2 separate regions of the Homo sapiens genome follow, and region 1 is linked to region 2. Evidence: chromatin contacts called from ENCODE Hi-C or POLR2A ChIA-PET data. All regions are on one chromosome and are shown on one strand. Each heading gives the region's core, a stretch centred on a gene start or an enhancer-like site at or near the end of the contact. The rest is flanking DNA. Distances are from core to core; before and after follow the strand shown.

Evidence for each region. Hi-C counts contacts between places; a loop is a spot of excess contacts on that map. ChIA-PET counts read pairs that join two places held with the same protein, here RNA polymerase II (POLR2A). Pooled maps may share reads with other maps.
Region 1: a loop to region 2 is called in a map of K562, with 10 times the contacts of the local background. The contact joins two enhancer-like sites. A Hi-C loop is called at or near these places in 1 of 168 maps with a recorded cell type or tissue (K562) and 10 of 50 pooled maps. POLR2A ChIA-PET finds 5 or more read pairs at or near these places in 10 of 52 experiments (Caco-2, GM10248, HEK293 and 7 more).

Annotation. Positions count from the first base shown.
Region 1 is chr1:28,468,212-28,474,790 of GRCh38, forward strand. PHACTR4 (phosphatase and actin regulator 4) reads left to right here. Exons shown (of 14, transcript NM_001048183.3): 7 at 5,343-5,940. Among named protein-coding and RNA genes, the nearest start is that of SNHG3, 34 kb to the right of the region's middle. Within about 2 kb of position 3,405, at least 2 of the 41 ENCODE cell types and tissues checked have a DNase peak (open chromatin) inside an H3K27ac peak, as active enhancers do; they include PC-9, where a contact is called at or near this core.
Region 2 is chr1:28,245,379-28,251,478 of GRCh38, forward strand. No RefSeq gene overlaps it. Among named protein-coding and RNA genes, the nearest start is that of SESN2, 11 kb to the right of the region's middle. RefSeq lists enhancers at 306-805, 1,614-1,783, 3,025-3,224, 4,863-5,736. Within about 2 kb of position 3,258, at least 39 of the 41 ENCODE cell types and tissues checked have a DNase peak (open chromatin) inside an H3K27ac peak, as active enhancers do; they include PC-9, where a contact is called at or near this core.

The DNA of each region.
Region 1 (6,579 bases), core at 2,155-4,654, 220 kb after region 2:
TTTTCAAAACTACCTTGTGCTGCAGGAAACCAATTTTATCTTTTCCATAGGTAGGGCAATTAGAACATGAAGACATTGTGACTCATTCAAGGTTGTAGGCCAGGCGCAGTGGCTCATGCCTGTAATCCCAGCACTTTGGGAGGCAGAGGCGGGTGGATCACCTGAGGTCAGGAGTTCAAGACCAGCCTGGCCAACATGGTGAAACGCCATCTCTACTAAAAATACAAAAAATTAGCCGGGCATGGTGGTAGGCACCTGTAATCCCAGCTACTCGGGAGGCTGAAGCAGGAGAATTGCTTGCACGTGGGAAGCAGACGTTGCAGTGAGCTGAGATTGTGCCACTGCATTGCAGCCTGAGCAACAAGAGCAAAACTCCATCTCAAAAAAAAAGAAGAAGGTTGTAGTTAGTGAAAGATAGAAACTGAACATAGGCTTTTCAACTCTCAGGTCCAGACCTCTGTTCCTTACAGTAGTGTTTGCAAACTGGTGTTCTCCTCAGGATCACCTAGAAAGCTTATGATAACAGACTGCTGGACACTACCCGTAGAGTTTCTGATTTTAGTAAGCCTGGGATGGGCTTGAGAATTTGCCTTTCTAATAGGTTCCCAGATGACACTGATGCTGCTCTCCAGGGAGCACACATTAAGAGCCTCTGCTCTACACCAGTGGCATACCACCCTTTTCAAGTTAAGGCAACATATAAAATGATAATTTGTGTATGATACCCTGGACTAAACTGCAGAGCTCATTCTTAGCTTGAGGTAAATAGCCCAAAACAATAGACCTTGTAACTGAGGAATCAGTATTAGTCCATGAGGGGTCCTCAACAAAAGAAGAAAAATAGAACAGTTCACAGAGCATTTCTTAGAGCTAAATAGATTTAATTTAAAGGACTCTCTTTTATTCTAAAATTACAACCTTCCTAATCCTTTGGTGTTAAAATGCCATTTCTTTCACAAAAGGATTATGATCATAAATGGTTTACTTAATATCAAGCCTTATTTGGAAATCTTAGAAAATGACAACCTCAAAAAAACACTAGAAAAAAAACCAACAATCTGAGGTTGATCAAGATTTTTGTTATTGTTTTGGTCACTGAAATCCAAAAGTTTGGAAATCATTGCTTCAGAAGTACTACTGTCTTCTCATCCATATAACATGGAGTATTACGACTAAGGAAAAACCACCAGCAATAGCTGAACGGGTGAAAGGGAATTATTACCCATCCCAGAAACACTCTGAAATTTTTCCACAGAACTACAGCCAGATGCTGTTGTCAGGGTATATATACCAGAATTTACTTCCTTAACATATATGCCTTCCTCAAATTACCAAATAGAATTTATTTTATTAATTCAAAAGTAAAAATATTCATTTATGGTCTCATCAGGAATGAGTTTTGTTGTAGATGGAATAGCTAACAGCTATTTTTAGAGAATCAGCAAAAATCCAATCTTTCCAAAAATATCTCTTTCACTGCTCCTAAAATTCACATTTTTAGAATCTTTTTGTGTGTGTATGCAGTGTTTTTCTAGAAAGCCTTTTTTAAAATTTATTTATGGGGCCAGGCATGGTGGCTCATGCCTGTAATCCCAGCACTTCGGGAGGCCGAGGTGGGCAGATCGCTTGAGGCCCAGAGTTTGAGACCAGCCTGGGCAACATGGTGAAACCCCATCTCTACTAAAAATACAAAAAATGATCTGGGTATGATGGTGCATGCCTATAATCCCAGCTACTCAGGAGGCTGAGGCAGGAGAGAATCACTTGAACCCGGGAAGTGGCGGTTGCAGTGAGCCAAAATTGCACCACTGTACTCCAACCTAGGCAACAGAGCGAGACTCTGTCTCAAAAAAAAAAAAATTATTTATGATGAGAGACATTAAAACATTACAAAATTAGGCCAGGCACAGTGGCTCAATGCCTATAATCCCAGCATTTGGGGAGGCCGAGGTGGGAAGATCACTTGAGGCCAGGAGTTCAAGACCAGCCTGAGCAACGTAGCAAGACCCCATCTCTATAAAATATTTAAAAATTAGCTGGGCATGGTGACATGTGCCTGTAATTCTAGCTACTTGGGAGATTGAGGTAAGAGGATTGGGTAAGCACAGGAGTTCAAGGCTGCAGTGAGTTATGATTGCACCACTGCACTCTAGCCTGGGTAACAGAGCAACATCCTGTCTCTAAAAAAAAAGAAAAGGCTAGGTACAGTGGCTCACACCTGTAGTACCAACACTTTGGGAGGCTGAGGCAGGTAGATTACCTGAGCCCAGGAGTTTGAGACCAGCCTAGGCAACATGGAGAAACCCATCTCTACAAAAAATACCCCCCCCAAAAATTAGCCGGGCATGGTGGCACATGCCTATGGTCCCAGCTACTTGGGAGGCTGAGGTGGGAGGATCACCTGAGCCCAGGGAGGTCAAAATTGCAGTGAGCCGTGACTGCGCCACTGCACTCCAGTGACACAGTGTGAGACCCTGTCTAAAATAAATTAATTTAATTTAAAAATAAAAATAAATTTAAAAAGAAAAGAGGCTGGGTGTGGTGGCTCACATCCATAATCCCAGCACTTTGGGAGGCTGAGATAGGTGTATCACTGGAGCCCAGGACCTCAAGACCAGCCTGGGCAGCATAGTGAGACCTTGTCTCTACTAAAAATTAAAAAAATTAGTCAGGCATGGGGGCATGGGCCTGTAGTCCTAGCTACTTGGGAGGCTGTAGCAAGAGGATCACTTGAACCCAGGAGATCGAGGCTGCAGTGAGCTATTGTTCATGCCACTGCACTCCAGTCTGGGCAACAGAGGGAGACCTTGTCTCAAAAGAAAAAAAAAAAAAGAATTATAAAATTAGCTAGCCTTGGCCGGGCAAAGCGGACATGCCTGTAATCCCAGCACTTTGGGAGGCCGAGGCGGGTGGATCACCTGAGGTCGGGAGTTCAAGACCAGCCTGACCAACATGGAGAAACCCCATCTCTACTAAAAATACAAAAAATTAGCCGGGCGTGGTGGCACATGCCTGTAATCCCAGCTACTCAGGAGGCTGAGGTAGGAGAATCACTTGAACCCAGGAGGTGGAGGTTGCAGTTAGCCGAGATGGCGCCATTGCACTCCAGCCTGGGCAACGAGTGAAACTCCATCTCAAAAAAGAAAAAAATAATTAGCTAGCCTTTTACTTTGAACATCTCCAATTTTGGAGATTTAGGACAAATACAGTTTTATTTAAGGGAAGTTTTTGAGAGTGTTTGAGAATACTGAGTGGGATGAAACTAAAGGGTTTGAGTAGAAGGTTAGAGGTTGGTGATCAAAAGAACTACTTTTTTTTTTTTTTTCCTGTCAGCAGGGAAAAAATAACTACCCTTTAATTACTTTACCAGTTTTACTCCTGTGTGATCTGATGATCCACTTCTTACAGGTCATCTGGAGCCCTCCAAAGGGACTTTGCTGAAACAACACCAACACCTTTGCTGAGTCATTGTGGGCTTTGGTGAAACTATAGGAATATATACTGTCATGATACAGGGTGAAGGCTTCTCATCTAATAAACATATATTGAGGGTCCACTAGATGCCAGGTACTGTGCACAGCCCTGTGGATGATATGTTGATGGAGACAAGGTTGCCCTGCCATCAAGGAGCCCATGATATAGTGGAGAGTGAACATGGGAAGCTGAGGTGCAAAGGGAACATAAGAGGTGTGCATACCAATAAAAATTAGAGACAGTAGGCCGGGCGCGGTGGCTCACGACTGTAATCCCAGCACTTTGGGAGGCCGAGGCGGGCGGATCACGAGGTCAGGAGATTGAGACCATCCTGGCTAACATGATGAAACCCCGTCTTTACTAAAAATACACAAAAAATTAGCCGGGAGTGGTGGTGGGCGCCTGTAGTCCCAGCTACTTGGGAGGCTGAGGCAGGCGAATGGTGTGAACCCGGGAGGCAGAGCTTGCAGTGAGCCGAGATGGCACCACTGCACTCCAGCCTGGGCGACAAGACTCCGTCTCAAAAAAAAAAAAAAATTAGAGACAGTAGGATGCAGTCAAATAGTCAGAGACTTGGATACCAGCTGAGTCCATGCCAGTTTGTAGTATGATCTTGGGCAAAGTCACCTAGCTTCTGTGGCCTTGCCTTTTCCTTCTGAAAAATGGTAAAGATGCTATATTTTTTCCCCTGTCACCTCAGGTGGTATAAGGAGAATATGACTTCAAGGACAAAAAACACTTTGATTTCTTCAAAGGACTTTGCAATTGCTATAAAAATTCAAGATGTCAGTATTGACAGTTTTATAACACAGAGCTAAGATATCTAGATACCATTATCAGGATATGGTAACAATACCCACTAATACTTATTTTATGCTATCTGAATGTTTAAATTTTTTAATGGAGTACTGTTATACAAAATAACTTTTTTTTTTTTGAGTCAGAGTCTTGTGCTGTCCAGCCTGGAGTGCAGTGGCATGACCTTGACTCACTGCAGCCTCCGCCTCCCAGGTTCAAGAGATTCTCGTGCCTCAGCCTCTCCTGAGTAGCTGGGATTATAGGTGCCCACCACCACACCTAGCTAATTTTTGTAATTTTTTTTTTTTTTTTTTAGTAGAGACGGGGTTTCACCATGTTGGCCAGGCTGGTCTCGAACTCCTGACCTAAGTAATCTGCCCACCTCGGCCTCCCAAAGTATTGGGATTACAGGTGTGAGCCACCGTGCCAGCCACAAGATAACTTTTTATCAGATTTTTTTTGTCTCTATTCATATTAACTACACCAAGATCAAGTTACAAAAAGTTGTCAGCCGGGTGCCATGGCTCACGCCTGTAATCCCAACACTTTGAGAGGCCAAGGCAGGTGGATCATTTGAGGTCAGGAGTTCGAGACCAGCCTGGCCAACATGGTGAAAGCCCGCCTCTACTAAAAATACAAAAATTAGCCGGGCCGTAGTGGCGTGCGCCTGTAATCTCAGCTACTTGGTAGACTGAGGCAGGAGTATCGCTTGAGCCCGGGAGGCAGAGGTTGCGGTAAGCCAAGATCGCGCCACTGCACTCCAGTCTGGGCGAGAGAGTGAGACCCTGTCTCAAAAAAAAAAAAAAAAAAAAAATTGTCATATCTGTTGCCATAGCAATGAAGTAAGCTACTCATCAGTCTTCCTACACCTCTGTACATTTATTAAGCCTTCTATTTGAATAAATATAAACTTCATTTCAGGATAAAATATATAGGGAATGGCAAAACTATGAAATTATTTAACTTGCTTAAAAGATTAAAACTGAACTCAACTTTAATTCTAGGCCCTGGGCCGGCCCTTCAAAGCATTGGAAAGTCGTGAAATTGATGTGTTGCTCTCTCTTTTCCAGCTGAACTGTCCCAAGCAATAAACAGTGGTACATTGTTATCAAAACCGTCCCCACCCTTACCACCTAAGAGAGGCATTCCATCAACCTCAGTACCCACCTTGGAGTCTGCTGCTGCCATCACCACAAAAACACCAAGTGATGAAAGAGAGAAGAGCACGTGTTCTATGGGCTCGGAACTACTACCAATGATCTCACCTCGCTCTCCGTCCCCCCCACTGCCTACTCATATACCTCCAGAGCCTCCACGCACCCCTCCATTCCCTGCTAAGACTTTTCAAGTTGTGCCAGAAATTGAGTTTCCACCATCCTTAGATCTACACCAGGAGATTCCCCAGCAGGAAGATCAGAAAAAGGAAGTCCCCAAGAGGATACTGGACCAGAACTTTGGGGAGCCCCATATACCCTCTAGGCTGCCTCCACTCCCACTGCATATTCGAATCCAGCAGGCCCTCACCAGCCCACTTCCCATGACTCCTATTCTGGAGGGTTCTCACAGAGCTCATTCGTTGCTTTTTGAAAACAGTGACAGCTTTTCTGAGGACAGCAGTACGCTGGGTCGGACCAGGTCTCTTCCCATCACTATTGAAATGCTAAAAGTGTAAGTGCCTTTAAAGCTTGCCTCTTATTTCTCCTTTACTCTAGATAGCCCTGCTTGGAAAAAATTACTTATAAAAAGAAAATGTGGGCCGGGCCTAGTGGCCCACACCTGTAAGCCCAGCACTTTGGGAAGCTGAGGCAAATGGACCGATCACCTGAGGTCAGGAGTTCAAGACCAGCCTGGCCAATACAGTAAAACCCTGTCTCGATGAAAATAACAAAAATTGGCCAGGCGTGGTGGCACATACCTGTAATCCCAGCTACTCGGGAGGCTGAGGCAGGAGAATCGCTTTAACAGGGAGGTGGAGGTTGCAGTGAGCCAAGACTGTGCCACTGTACTCCAGCCTGGGCGACAAAGCGAGTCTCTGTCTCACAGAAAAAAAGAAAATGTGAATAATTTTTTTTTTTCCGAGATGGAGTCCTGCTCTGTCACCCGGGCTGGAGTGCAGTGGCACGATCTCCGCTCACTGTAACCTCTGCCGCCCAGGTTCAAGCGATTCTCCTGCCTCAGCCTCCCGAGTAGCTGAGACTACAGGCATGTGCCACCACATTCGGCTGATTTTTGTATTTTTAGTGGAGATGGGGTTTCAACATGTTGGCCAGGCTGGTCTCGAACTCCTGACCTCAGGTGATCCACCTG
Region 2 (6,100 bases), core at 2,008-4,507:
GGTGAGCCGAGATAGCCCCACTGCACTCCAGCCTGGGCGACAGAGGGAGACTCCATCTCAAAAAAAAAAAAAAAGTTTTACAATTAGCATTAAGAGTCTTTTGTTTTTTGGGTTTTTTGTTTTGTTTTGTTTTGTTTTGAGATGGAGTTTTGCTCTTATTGCCCAGGCTGGAGTGCAATGGCGCGATCTCGGCTCACCGCAACCTCTGCCTCCCGGGTTCAAGCGATTCTCCTGCCTCAGCCTCCCGAGTAGCTGGGATTACAGGCATGTGCCACCACGTCCGGCTAATTTTGTACTTTTAGTAGAGACGGGGTTTCCCCATGTTGGTCAGGCTGGTTTCAAACTCCTGACCTCAGGTGATCCGCCCACCTCAGCCTCCCAAAGTGCTGGGATTACAGGCATGAGCCACCGTGCCTGGCCCAAGAGTGTTAAAGTCTGGTGCAGTGGCCTGTAGTCCCAGCTACCCCAGAGGCTGAAGCAGGAGGATCATGTGAGCCCAGGAGTTTGAGACCAACCTGGGCAACACAGCAATACTCCCTCTCTTAAAAAAAAAAAAGCCTTAAATTTATTTGTTCATAGTCTTCAACTCACGAATTTTTCTAGGAATTTAATTAATCAGGAATATAATTATTTAAGAGTTTTATCTCATCTTGAAATATGTGAAAAATTGGGAAGAAAACCCTAAATGTTCTCAATAAGGATTAATAAATTATAGCATACATGAATAGTCTGCAACCATTAACAATTATATTTAAGGAATATTTAATATTACAAAAATTATGAAATGTGCTAAGTGGAAAAAGCAGGCTATATAGCTATACATTATTAATACGGTATATAAACTTATATGCTATAAAAATAACCAACATGTTGGTTTCTCTTTGTAGTGCAATTGGGATTTGAGGGAGTTCTCCCTTCTCTGTTTAAAAGGATCTCTTTAAAAAACAACAAATGTAATACAACTTAGCACATAGATAGATATTAAATAAGTGTATTATATAAAGAATCTTAAAACTTCTCCCTTCTCCGTCCACCCCAGAGCTAACCAATGGTAACAGGTGCAAACTACACATCTTTCCAGATCTTTGTTTCCTCTGTGTAACTATGTATACAACTATGAGACTGTTCTATATGTATCATTGCGCAACCTCGGTTTTTGCTTCGTTCTGTTTTAACCTAACAGGAAATCCTGCATACCTTTCCATTTCAGAGCACTTGGAGCTACCTTCTGTTTCTTTGCTGTAGAAGCCGTTGTGTGAACAAATCCGTTTATTTCTCTCATCAGTCTCCTTTGATAGACATTTGGGTCACGTCCGGTTTTACGCTTTTACAATACATCAGTGAACAGCAGTAATACGAGCTCAAGACAGAAGGCCTGAAAAACATTGAAAAACACAGAGACGGAAAAAAAAAAACCACAGAGGGGGAAATATAATTTCGGGTTATTTCAGTTTCACCTTTACACTTTGTTATATTCCACATTTTTTGCAATAAATATAAATTTGGAAGTAAAAGCATAAAACGAAAATCAAACGATTGATTGATTGATTGATTGACTGAGACGGAGTATCACTCTCGTCGTCCAGGCTGGAGTGTAGTGGCGCGTTCTCGGCTCACTGCAACCTCCGTCTCCCGGATTCAAGCGATTCTCCTGCCTCAGCCTCCCGAGTAGCTGGGATTACAGGCGCCCGCCACCACGCCCGGCAAATTTCCAAACGTATATTTAAAAGAAGAAAAGGAAAAGAGGGGAAAAAAAGAAAGAAAGAAAGAAAGAAAGAAATTAGAAGCAGATGGGGCAGTTCAGCCTCTTCTCGCGGAGCGGGGCTAGACGGAGTCAGGGGCGGACCGCCACAGCCTGCACCAATCAGGACCCGGTTGATAGGCAGAGCCTGGCGACTTCGAAGACTCGCCCCCAGTCAAAGAGCCCCGGGGATTCGTTTCCGTACGCAGCCTGGAAACCAGCCTGGGCCTATCCTGCGCGCCGCTGCGGGCTACTATTGGCTGCCAAGAAACCCCGCCCATCTTCCTGCTCATTGGCCGGTGCGGTTTACGTAAGAGGAGCCTGTTGCTGAGCGAAAAGTCTGTTCTGCAATTTTCGCTAAGGAGTTGTTAACGCTGAAACCGCACTGGGCGTCCTGGGGTCAAAAAAACAATACTAGCCACAGTTTATTAAACTGCAACTAAATGCCAGGCTATGTGCGCCAAACTTTTAATATTAATGGTTGTAGGCACCTTTCTTGAACACCCACCACTATCAGCCAGTCACTGAGCCAGATCCTTCAAAATAACAGTAAAAATATAGATAATCTACAGTTTATTGAGCACTTCATCTGCATCAAGCCTTGTTAAGGGGTTTCCATGCATAAGCTCTCATTCTCACAATAGAACGGTGGAGGTAAACTATTGCCCCATTTAACATTTAACATGCAGTCCTGTAGACCCAGCTACTCGGAAGGCTGAGGTGAGAGGACCCAGGAGCTCCAAACTTAAGTGAGCTATGATCGCGCCACTGCACTCCAGCCTGGGCAACAGAACGAGACCTGTCTCAGAAAAACAAAAACGTAATAAAAGAAAAACAAAAACAAAAAAACAGGAAACGGGTTCAGAGAAGTGAAGTGTTTTGCTGAGGTTCACAAAGAAAGGGTTGGAACTGGAACCTTCAACTCCGATATCCTGATTCCAAGTGTGGCCTTTTTAGGGAGGGGGTCGGGGTACAGAATTCCGCTGGGGATAGGGAAAGGTAGGACAGGATGGTGGGAGGCCAGAGGCGTTGCTCCAGGGACAAGCCTCAGGGTGGTTCTCTGAGAATAGGATGTATAGAGCCTCTAGGAGTGGAGGGTTGGGGAAGGAAGGGAGACCAGAGGAAAGGGAGAAGTTGTTCTTTCTGAAAATGTGAGGCTTCTCTCCTGGGGCAGCCTATTAAGGTGTAGGTAGCCCTGGACCTCGAGATTCTAGTCTCCACTCTGTGGCCAACTTCCTAGGGAACCTTGGGCAAATTCCTCTCTCTCGACCTGAGGCTTCCTGCCTTGTAAGAGAGGTAGTAAGCCAAAACAATGGAAAGTGCATTCGGGCTGTGAAGTATTTTAGGACTCTGGTCCTTGCTGGCAGCAGGGGGAATCTTCAGCAACCACAGACCTTTACTTAGCTGTTGCCTGGCCTCTTTTCAAGACCTTCAGGCGGTGACATGGACCCTAACAATCCTATAAACTCAAAACGGTTTGGGCCAGCCCTTTCCTACTCCATTCTGACTTAGCTATAGCAGGATCTGGCCTGCAGGGGGCGTTGAGGAACCACTCAGCCGACAAAACTAAACTAAATCAACCAAGCAATTTGCCCAAAAGCACCCAGTGCGTTAGTTTTTGCATTTAAGAAGGGTAAACGTTTCCAAACCTGAAGATTTCTGTCCTCAGTATGCAATCGAGAAGACGAATTATATACACTGCCAGTTCTTTATGGCACCAGTTCTCTCCATAATGACTCTGCAAGTTTAGAGCTAATTTCTATTTCTTTGTTTTACAGATAGGGAAACAGATTCAAAGAGCTGGAAAAAAAAAATTCAGTTTGGGTTACTTGGCTAAAAGCTGGCACCCGAATTGCCTGACTCCTGGGAAGTGCTCTTAGGAGATAGTTGGCTTTGTTTCTGGGAGTCTGTGGTTGTACTGCCTGCTAATGCACAACTCCAAAGGACAATTTTGGTTGTGTAGCTTGACAGCTCGGCACCTGTCAGCTCTGTGCAGGAAGGACCTCCCTCCCCACCTAGCACAATGCCTGCTTCATGAGTAATTGAATTAATGTGTGACTAAGCCTTGAAGGATGGGTCTTCTTTGGCTTTATCAAACCAATTGGAGTGGAACTTCTTTCCTGAAAGTTCCCCCTGGGCAGGAATTGTATCTGAGATTAGTGGGTGGGGAGGGGGGAAACAATAAGAAGAGCTCAGAAAATGACATCTGGGGTGATAAATCACAGCCCCCCGAATGGTCCCATTACAAGGTCATTATAGTAAAGTGATCTCAGAATTTGAGACTAGAAAACTAATTCAGGAAGAATGAATACAGAACAGATGACAATCATATTAGGGTCATAATCTGAAATGGATCTAAGGCTGAAGACATCTCAAAAACATTTCAAATCCAGTCTAGGTAGGTGTATCTTTGGGACTGGAAGGTGATTGAGGAATATAAATAGCTGGCCAATCAGTGGCCTCAACATAGCTGATGCAAGAGTTGAGAGTGTGGCAACAGAAGAAGGAGATCTTTACCCAACCAAAAATACAAGGCAGTGGGGAGGGGAGGAATGTGCCCAGCCAGTGGCACCCTGCCATGCCCTGCTAGGCTGCTAGCTTCACCACTGGATTTCCCAGAGCCAGGCACAGTGCCTGGTACACACAAGATGGTAAATAAATATTTATTGAATGAAAAAAGGAAGGAAGGAACTGGAGCCCTGACCAGCAGATAGTTGCTGAGTAGAGCAGTTCAATAATTCGTCCTTTCACTTGCTCAGATTCCAGCTGCCTTAGCCACCTTCAGATGATAAATTTGCCTTTCAGTAAAGGCTCTCCTACAAAGAGGAATGCCCTGGCCTCTCAATTACAGGTCGCTTGACAGTTATGTTTCTCACTTCCAATTAATATATCTGCTTTAAGCATCAGTTCCTTTTGCCAGCCGGCTTCTTACATATTCATGTGTTTGTCTCATCAATGGAGTGGTGGAGTTTCTGCATAGGAGTCATTCCTGCCTGGGTTGGAATCCTTACTCAGCATATTACTAACCTATCTGACCTTGGTCCAGACGTGTTACCTCTTGAGTCTCAGTTTTCTCATCAGTCAAATGGAGACACAATAGCCTGTTTCACAACGTTGTGGTGAGAGTTACCTGAGACAGTGATGTATCCTGAATTCTTGCTGGAGCTCAGTAACTCTTAATGTCTGTGCTTCTTCCTGGCTTTTCTTTTTTGGAGACCAGGTCACAAAAGATAATATCAAGGCTGGGCGTGGTGGCTCACACCTGTAATCCCAGCACTTTGGGAGGCCGAGATGGGCAGATTGCTTGAGCTCAGGAGTTCAATAACAGCCTGGGCAACGTGGTGAACCGCCCCACCCCCCACCCCCCACCTCGTCTCTACAAAAAATACAAAAATTAGCCAGGTGTGGTGGTGTGCACCTATAGTCCCAGCTGCTTGGGAGGCTGAGGTGGGAGAATCACCTGAGCCTGGGAGGTTGAGGCTGCAGTAAACAGTGATTGTGCTACTGTACTCCAGCCTGGGAGACAGACTGAGACCCTGTGTTAAAAAAAAAAAAAAAAAAAGGCCGGCGCGGTGGCTCACACCTGTAATCCCAGCACTTTGGGAGGCTGAGGCGAGTGGATTACCTGAGGTCAGGAGTTCAAGACCAGCCTGGCCAACATGGTGAAACCCCGTCTCCACTAAAAATACAAAAATCAGCTGGGCGTGGTGGCATGTGCCTGTAGTCCCAGCTACTCAGGAGGCTGAGATAGGAGAATTGCTTGAATCCAGGAAGCAGTGGTTACAGTGAGCCAAGATTGCGCCACTGCACTCCAGCCTGGGCGACAGAGCAAGACTCTGTCTCAAAAAAAAAAAAAAAAGAATTTTGGGTCAGGTTCAGTGGCTCACACCTGTAATCCCAGCACTTTAGGAAGTTGAGACTGGGAATTTGAGACCAGCCTGGTTAACATACTGAGACCCGTCTCTGCAAAAAATAAAAAGAAATTGGCCGGACAGCATAGTGCACACCTGTAGTCCTAGCTACTTGGGAGGATAGTTTGAGCCCAAGAGTTTGAGGTTACAGTCAGCTATAATCACATCACTGCACTCCAGCCTGGGTGACAGAGTGAGTAGAGGGAGACTGTCTCAAAAAAGAAAAAAAAAATTCTAAGAATTTTTTGCTTTTTCTTCTCACAAAGTTACTATGTAAATGAAGCTTTGGGAATGATTTAGTGACTGCCTTAAAGATTCTAAGGAGTTATTCAACAGAGGAGAGTAACTCATACACATTCATTCAAAAATATTCACTAAGGACTCACTACAGGCATATCTTGTTTTTTTGTCTTTTTGTTTTGAGACGGAGTCTTGCTCTGTCGCCAGG